Linked DNA regions of Homo sapiens: region 2 is linked to region 1. Evidence: chromatin loops called from intact Hi-C (ENCODE). Cell type or tissue: heart right ventricle. All regions are shown on one strand. Links, peaks and the distances in the headings refer to the core of each region. The heading gives the core; the rest is flanking DNA. Region 1 has its middle 64 kb from the start of LINC01819. Region 2 overlaps LOC107985876.

What was found. Hi-C counts contacts between places; a loop is a spot of excess contacts. Peaks named below come from ENCODE experiments on the same cell type or tissue, not always from the same donor. Only the 100,000 strongest peaks of a DNase experiment are listed, where the experiment ranks them.
Region 2: it touches region 1 in a loop (1.9-fold over the local background); 13 of 110 quality-filtered maps call a loop at or near these places.

What each region holds. Positions count from the first base shown.
Region 1 is chr2:42,972,935-42,977,317 of GRCh38, forward strand. No RefSeq gene overlaps it. Among named protein-coding and RNA genes, the nearest start is that of LINC01819, 64 kb to the right of the region's middle. In heart right ventricle, for the core only: a CTCF peak has its summit at 2,304 (motif pointing right); DNase peaks (open chromatin) are centred at 2,307 and 2,656; H3K4me3 peaks cover 913 bases; H3K27ac peaks cover 2,389 bases.
Region 2 is chr2:43,084,955-43,089,337 of GRCh38, forward strand. All of the region lies in intron 2 of LOC107985876, which reads right to left. Among named protein-coding and RNA genes, the nearest start is that of LINC02580, 15 kb to the right of the region's middle. RefSeq lists enhancers at 1,537-2,076, 2,077-2,615. In heart right ventricle, for the core only: no CTCF peak of the experiment used is centred there; DNase peaks (open chromatin) are centred at 1,052 and 1,717; H3K27ac peaks cover 4,000 bases.

The DNA.
Region 1 (4,383 bases), core at 174-4,173:
CACCACATGGATCTCTCCACAGAACTGCTTGACTGTCCTCACGGCATGGCAGGTGTCTTCCTCCAGAATAAGTTATCTGAAAGAGCAAGACAGAAGCCTCAGTGTCTTTTATGACAACCTAGCATTGAAAGCCACACCTAAGGGCCAGCTGTGGTGGTTCACACCTTTAGTCCTAGCACTTTGGGAGGCGGAGGCTGAGGCAGGCAGATCACCTGAGGTCAGGAGTTTGAAACCAGCCTGGTCAGCATGGGGAAACCCCATCTCTACTAAAAATACAAAAATTGGCCAGGCGCCGTGCCTCACGTCTGTAATCCCAGCACTTTGGGAGGCCAAGGTGGGTGGATCACCTGAGGTCAGGAGTCCTAGACCAGCCTGGCCAACACGGTGAAACCCCACCTCTACTAAAAATACAAAAATTAGCTGGGCGTGGTGGCACTTGCCTGTAATCACAGCTACTCAGAAGGCTGCGTAGGAGAATCGCTTGAACCCGGGAGGTGGAGGTTGCAGTGAGCTGAGATTGTGTCACCGCACTCCAGCCTGGGTGGCAAGAGTGAAACTCCTTCTCAAAAAAAAAAAAAAAAAAAAATACAAAAATTAGCTGGGCATGGTGGTGCACACCTATAGTCCCAACTACTCGGGAGGCTGAGGCAGGAGAATCACTTGACCCCAGGATGTGGAGGTTGCAGTGAGCTGAGATTGTGCCACTGTACTCCAGCCTGGGTGACAGAGTGAGACTCTGTCTCAAAAAAAAAAAAAAAAAAAAAAGCCACACCTCCCCATGTGGTCCAGGCTTTCCAAAAGCTTATGGTATTGCAGGGTAGATGTAAAGTCCCTAGTGCAAAACAAGATGTCTGAGGTCCAAGCAAAGTGATTTGGGCTTTCTGAGGACAGAGTGAGCTACCCCAGTCAGGCAGCCAGGGAGGCTTCTGTGAGTGGGCAGAAGAGCCCCCGCCCCCCATCCTGCCCTGAGTGGCTCTTCCCTGGAGAAGGAGACTTGGTAACTGTAAACTGGTCAGATGGGGAAGCCTTTGGAGGCCTGGCCAAGTGAGGGGGCTGGTTTCTGTCTGCTGGGTGACAGGGGAGTGTGGCGTGGCTACAGAGAGGCTGCTAGGGAGCTCCCAGAGGGAAGGCAAGGTAGGGTCCCGGAGGGACTTAGAAGTGAGGCAGGAAGGGAGAGACAGGGCTCAGAGAGGGAGAGGGAAGGCAAGAAATCGAGGGCTGGACCAGTCTTCTACTTGGTCAGCATGCCATTTTTCTGGGCTGTCATCCCTGACCACAGATTCATTCATTCATTCATTCCTGTATGCCTGTCAGGTGCTGGGGTTACAGAGACAAAGGCCAGGTCCCTGTCCTCAGAGGTCACAGTTGAGTAAGGGATGATACCCAGTACAGGGGTGACATCTGTGAAGTGTGATGGGTGCATGGGGAGCATACATTGCTGGGAGAGGGCTGGGCTGGTCAGAAGGTGAGGCCTGGGCTGCTTCTTGCAGAGGTATGGCAGGCACGAGGTATCCCTGGTATGAGGTACCATCAGGCACAGGTGGGAGAGTGCTGAGAGATGGAGCTGGGAGGGCCAGAAGAAGCGTGGCTCTGCTAGTTGGGTGGGGTGGTTTGGATTTCTTCCAGAAGACAACAGAGAGATTATGCAGGAATTTAAGCAGTGGTGTGGAGGGATCAGCTCCATGGTTTAGAAAGATTAGCTGGGCAGTAGAGAGAAGGTTCTAGAAAGGGTGAGTCCAGGAGGAGACAGCAGTAACCCAGGCTATGCATGCAAAAAGTAGGGATAGGAAGAGGTGAAAAAGTTCCAGAAGTCTTTGGAAGGCCTGGCAGCCTCCAGTCATGCCTACAGGCTGAACCCAGCCCAGCTCATCTCAGATAAAGCATCTAATTCAAGTCCTACACGGAGCCCAGGCCTCTGCTCTGAAAAGTCTCTTGACCCCAGCATTCCAGCTCGGGACGGGCCCAGCGAATCCCAACCCCAATCTGCCGTCCTCATCCCAGAGGAATGCTCAGCCTACTGGACCTTGGCCTTTCTCTGGGGGACGGTGAGGCCTGTGACGGGGGAAGCCCTGGGGCGGAACTGGCAGTCGTGGGGAGGCCCCCCAGGACGCTGTGGCCACGGGGGCGGCTGGAGGAGAGGAGGCAGGGGGCTGGGGGAGTGAGCCAGTAGGGAGCCGGGCAGCACACTGGCCACCTGAGAGGTGTGATGGGGGAGACAAGAGGCGGTGATTCCTGGGGTGGGAGTTACCCCCTCCCCCAATTCTCAAACCCCCGACAGGAGTGAGCTGCGCTGCCCACTCCCCGCAGCAGGTGGCGCCGTCTTGCTGGGATTGGACTTGCGGGCCTGGCTGGGAAGCGCTCTGTGGAGAGGGACGCGACTGGAGCGGCTGGGGGGCAGCCGTCCTGCGCCTGGGACCCTCACGGGGCCTCCCTGCTCCAGTCACTCCCGCCCGCCTGCCAGCCTGTCCCCAGCTCTCCTGCGTCTCCACTCTGTCCCTGTTGCCCTTCCTGTCTTCCTCCAGCCCTCCAGTCCTGCTTTCGGCTGGGGTCCCCGGACAGGGTCTGGTCAGCTGGTTCACTCCGAAGCATCCCTACCGGATAAGGGAACTCTCAGCCCAGCCCAGCGGGCGTTTGGCCATGGCGTGGCACCGTGGGGGGCCTCTCTAAGCAGCCCCGACTCCCAGGGTTTGCCTACATTCTATGCCCTCAGGAGGTGTTCAGTGCCCCGAGCTGGGGCTTGGGGAGGAGGGGTTCCTAGGAACATATATATGAGAAAGTGTCTCACTCTGTCACCCAGGCTGGAGTGTAGTGGCGCGATCACGGCTCACTACAGCCTTCACCTCCCAGGCCCAAGCGATTCTCCTACTCTGTCTCTACAAAAAATACGAAATTACAAAACATACAAAAAAAAAAAAAAGAAAAAAAAACTCACAAAAATTAGCCGGCCGTTAGTGGCGCATGCCTGTAGTCCCAGCTACTCCGGAGGCTGAGGTGGGAGGATCACTTGCGCCCAGGAGGTGGAGGTTGCAGTGAGCCGAGATTTGCCCACTGCACTCCAGCCTGGGTGATGGAGTGAGACCTTGTCTCAAAAAAAAAAAAAAAAAAAAAAAATCTGTAACCCAGGCTGTGCATGCAGAGAAGTAGGGACAGGAAGAGGTGAACAAGTTCCAGAAGTCTTTGGAAGGCCTGGCAGGAAAAGAAAAAAAAGGAAGGAAGGAAGGAGAGAAGGAAGGAAGGGAAGAAAGGAAAAGAGGAACGGAAAGGAGGAAAGGAAGGAAGGAAAGAAAGAAACGGGGTCTTACCATGTTGCCCAGGCTGGTCTTGAACTCCTAGGCTCAAACGATCCTCTTGCCTCAGACTCCCAAAGTATTAGCATTACAGGCATAAGCCATGAGCCCAGCTCCTAGGAATCTTTGCTATGGCAAGGGGGCTTACTAATGAATGACAAAATAAATTACAACAGCTCTTGGGGAACATGCCTAGCACCTCTCAATCTCCCATCTTGCGTCAAGAGGGAAACCTGAGGGGCCCAGGGGACTCCCACTGGGCCTCCCGGCCCTGCTGGTTCCCCTTCTCTCCCCACTTCTTCTTGGGGCTGGGTTCCACACTTGTCACAAAGGAGGGGAGTGTCCCCCTTGCCAGTGGACAGATCTGTGTGGGCTGGTGATGGCAGAGCTGGCCTAGGTAGGGCACTGAGTTGGGGGTGGCTGGTGGGGGTAGTGGGGCGTGGAAACAGGATGTCCACCGCAGGCCCCTCTCTGAAGGAGCTGGTGAGGGCTGGAGCGCTCAGGAGGGAAACTTCCATAGTTTCTAGGGTAGAGTCCTAGGGGCAGAGGGAAGGAAAGGGTCTGGCTGGTGTGAGTGGTGGCTGATCCAGAGAGGCTGTCGCCCAGCCCAGGACCTGTGGCTCCCAGCCTGCCCTTCTCCCCAGGTCCTGCACTCCCTAAGGACAGCTGCCATCATTTGTAGACTCTAAACTGGTGTCATTGCTTTGGTAAGAATGAGGATATTTATGAGACAACAGAGCAGAATATTTGAGAGAAGGGCTGTCTGGTAGCACAGAGGTGTCTGTTCCCCTGGGACACCTGAACTCCGATACTACCTGCCCCCAAGTTGTCACTCATTTCCTCCCCTCAGCTGGGGTGGGTGGGAGGTTGTGTGGGTCCCTACATCTCAGTTCGATTTCAGCCTGAAATAAAAAGCCAACTTGTCACCCTTAGTCTTCCTAGGGATGGGATGCCTTCCTTGGAAAGAGCTTCTGGTTCTGCTTGAACTTTTAGGTGGTCAGTGTAGCATAGATGGTAGTGAGTTTATGTTGACTGTGAACTTTTGTTTCAAAGCACACCTGGGCAGAGACAGGTGGGTTGATGCCGAGAAGGCTGA
Region 2 (4,383 bases), core at 80-4,079, 110 kb after region 1:
GTATCGAACCCTCCCTCACACTTCACATCTGTGACTTCCTCTCCTGCCCCCAGCCAGAGAAAACCCTCTGCTTCTAAAGGGCTCGTGTGATTCGATTAGGCCCCTACCAACTCATCTTTCTTTTCTTGGACTCAGAGTCAACTGATTTCTATCCTTAATGATGTCTTTGAAATCCCTTTGCCATATAATTTCACATGATCATGGGCTTGATGTCTTATCATGTTCAGGGGTTCGGATGGAAATATTGGGGGCCATATTTAGAATTCTGCCTACACGGGAAGCAAAAGTGCTTTGTCACCTCTAAAGTGCCAGACTTAGGCTCTCATTAGAGCCTAATGAGGGTCTAACCCTTAGGGAGGGTTTCCTTCCCTCTGCCCCAGGAGCGCAAAGGAAAGGGTGACACTGGATTAGGGGTGGCTGCCTGTGGCCCCTGCCCCTTCCCCTCCTCCTCCTCCTCCTCCTCTTGAGCCTACCTCTGGGCTTTTCATGACTTGGAGAGGGAGCCCTGTCTCAGGACCCCAGGACTTAATCTGTCCGTCACCTTCCCCTTCCAGATCTTCAGCCACTCCACACCCCCTGCAAGTTCCTTCCTGGGCTCTGCCCTTCCTTCATACTCTCTGGGTACCACTCCTTCCCGGGATCTACGACGGCGGTCTACACTCGCCTGCTCCCATCTCTGTCCACTGGAGCCTGGCGCCTACCAGCCCCCACTGCCTGAATCTGTTCTCCCTCCCTTATCCCAGTGGACACCTTCCAGGCCATCTCTGCCAGGCCTTCCTGTGATGGCAACCATAGAGTCTGTCTTGTACCTGCGGTATTATTCCCAACACCCACCCGGGTGCCAGGAGCATAGCAGACACTCTAGCAAACATTCGTCATTGTTTGTCTGCATCCACGTATCTATGTGGTCCACGTGCTAATGTGCTCCCCTGCCTGCCCCAAACCTGAGGATACGTCTCCTGCTGCCGCCTCAGCAAGTGACACCCATGTCACCCTCTCCCTCAGCCCGAGGGCAGTGACCACAGTGAGAGGAAGCATGAGTGTGGGTCCATCAGGATAAAAGGCCAGCACTGAGTCTGTTTCACGCCCCCTGCCCCCACCCCACCACACACGTGCACACACCACAGGCTCTGCGTTCTCCTTGGCCTAACGCTGGGGAGGGCAAGAGCCACCACCCACCAGCTTTCTACCCTTCACTATACCTGGGCCTCAACTCAGCTGGCCTCTCTAGGAGTTACTTGTGCTGGCCTTAATCTTTTTTCTTTTTTTTTTTTTTGAATCGGAATCTTGCTCTGTCGGGAATACAGTGGTGCAATCTCGGCTCACTGCAACCTCCTCCTCCCAGGTTCAAGTGATTCTCCTGCCTCAGCCTCTCAAGCAGCTGAGATTACAGGCACCCACCAACACATCCAGCTAATTTTTGTATTTTTAGTAGAGACGGGGTTTCACCTTGTCGGCCAGTCTGATCTCGAACTCCTGACCTCAGGTGATCTGCCCGCCTCAGTCTCCCAAAGTGCTGGGATTACAGGCGTGACCCACCACGCCTGGCCAATCTTTTTTCATTCCGTCCCTGCATTTAGGCCTATGTTCTCTTCCCCCAGAGACCCACCCACTTCCTCTTGGGGAGTCCAGCCGAGGACAGTGTGGCTTGAAGAACATTCTAATCCCAGCCCGAGAGCTCTGAGAGAAAAAATGACTACAAACCCTGGAATGTGAAGCCTGCTGCTTCCTGCAAAGCATTTTGAATGAAACACGTAACCAACAGCTGCAGCACAGAGAATGGAAACTCTGAGGAACGTCATGGCTCCAGGTTCCAAATAGCAGGGTTGTGAGCAGGACAGGCTCTTCATTTCAGCCCAACCTGGACACCCTCAGCAGCACCCCTCCCTGCTCTCCTTCCAGGAAGCGGGCCCGTCATGCCAAGGATGTGCCGCTGTTGCTCGCTTATTCCAAACACCCCCGGCCCCCAACACAGCCAGACATCCCCGTGTATAGGGGTGAGGCCCCCTTCCCACTCACCAGCCCCCAGAGACATTGAGGACACCCAAGCCCAGCCACTCTGCCCTCTCAGGAGCAGGTTAATGCATCCCTCAACATGACTCCCATCCTGGAACTCAGCCCCAGGCCAGGCTGGGCAGTGCCAGCCAATTCATGCAATGCAGGAAGATATCATTGCCAAAGCTGCTCTAGGGCAGACTTGGGGTGAGGGGGCAGGACAGAGAGCCCATGAGGAGCAAGAGGCCCTAGAATTGGAGAATTCCTGAAGATCACTCCTGCATGAAGGGGAGACATGCGAACATTTTTTCAACTTCTTTAGGGAGATATAACACACTCAGTAAAACACACTCGTCTTAATGGCGTGGCTTGATGAACTTTTACATACAAACACACCTGGATGAAATGTAGAACACTGCAAATACCCCAGAAGATTCCCTGGATCCCCTTCCCAGTCAACATTCGTCCCCCTCAGAGGTGACCGTGATTTGGAACTTCTCTCACCATCAATTAATTTTGCCTCTTTTTGAACCTCATTGAAATGGAATCACCAACAGCATGTGCTTTCATGACCAGCTTACCTAGTTCATCCTGTCTATGAGATTCATCCACGATGCAGACACACTAATGACCCCATGGCACCTCCCACACTCCAGGTGCTGTACCAAGGATGTCATGGTTACTTGTTTACACTAAGGCCTTGACATTGAACCCATTTTCCAGATAAGGAAGTTGGTTGAATCAGCAGTTCATTGCCACACAGTCAGGACTTGGAGAGACTGGAATTCAAACCCAAGAGAGAACCAGAACAGATTCTCTCTTCTATTTTCTCTTAACAAACTTACAGAGACCTGCCTCCATTATACCTAGAGATCTACAGCCTGGAATTTCCTCACAAGGGAGACCTGTTTCAGGGTTTTGTGCTCTTGGGAACCCAACAGGAGCACCCATTTTACTTTAGTCCCCTATTCCTTGGGGGACATGGGCAAGGCAGAAGAGGAGGGGTGAGCAGCAGGTGAGGAGGGGTGAGCAGCAGGTAAGGAGGGCGTCTCAGGAGGCCCAGACCCAGGCAGAAAAGGTTTCACAGGAAGAGAATGAAGAGGTTCATTCATTTAGTCAGCCAATATTTATTGAATGCCTGCTGTATGGCAGGCGCTGTCCTAGGCACTTACTTTTTGGTTATCTACCTGTATGTATCAAACCACTCTAAAATGCAGTGGCTTAAAATGGACAACAAACATTTATTATCTCTTATAACTTTATAAGTTGGCTGAGCAGTTCTTCCACTGATCTCACCAAGGGACTTTTATGCTGCTGCAGCCAGATGGCAGCTGGAACTGAAGTCATCTGGGAGCTAGACTGGGCTGGCTGAGTCAAGATGGTGGCCTCACATGTCAGGTACCCTGGAAAGAACCTGGAGGGCTGGGCTAGGCTGGGACTGGTGCATTGATGGGATTCCTTCTCTCCTGCTGTCCTGTATGGGCTCCTCCTTCTCCATGTGGCCCTTCCACATCTCCTCTTCATGCGCATTTCTCCAAGAGGGTATCCAGACTTCTTACATCACAGCTAAGGGCTCCCAGAAGTAATAAAGTGGAAGTCACCAAGCCTTATTAAAGTTTAGGACTGGCAATGGCTTGGCACCACTTTGGACATATTTTGCTGCTTAAGGTGAATTACAAGCCTGGACCAGATTCAGCACGGGAAGGAACTCTAGAAGGGAATGAATATCATCCAGGGCCATCTTTGGAGAGTAGCGACCACCCCCCCAAAAAGAAAATCATTGTCTTTTTTCATTTATTCAACAAACATTCACTGTCAGGCACATAGTTCCTTCTTAAATAGAGTACACTTAAAGTAAACACCACTTTTGTTTGACTCACTATCATTCAAGATACCAGCCACTGAGAAGCTCTGTAAAGGGTAAATAGCATTCATTGAGAGTTTACTGCATACCAGACCCTGAGCTCAGTGCTTTACAAAGTCTAACTCATTTACTCCTTACTTGTTTTCCCTCCTTTGAAGTAGGTATTATTGTTTGTCCTGTTTTCTAGATCACTTAGAAAAGAGGTTATGTATTGCTGAATAACAAACCACCTCCAAACTTAGTGGTTTAAAACAACAATAATCATTTATTATCATTCATGGTTTCTTTGGATCAGCTGGGAAGTTCTGGCTTGGGGTCTCATGAAGCTGTAGTCAGACTGTGACTGAGGATAGGATCAGTTTCAAGGCTTCTTCACTCACAGGTCTGGTGCCTGGGCTGGGAGGACACAAACAAGCGGAGGCTGCGAAAGCCAGGGTCTTTCAGGCATCTCTCTATCTGTGTGGTTTCTCCACATGAGCTCTCCAACATGGCAGCCCCAAAATAGCTGGACTTTTTTTTTTTGA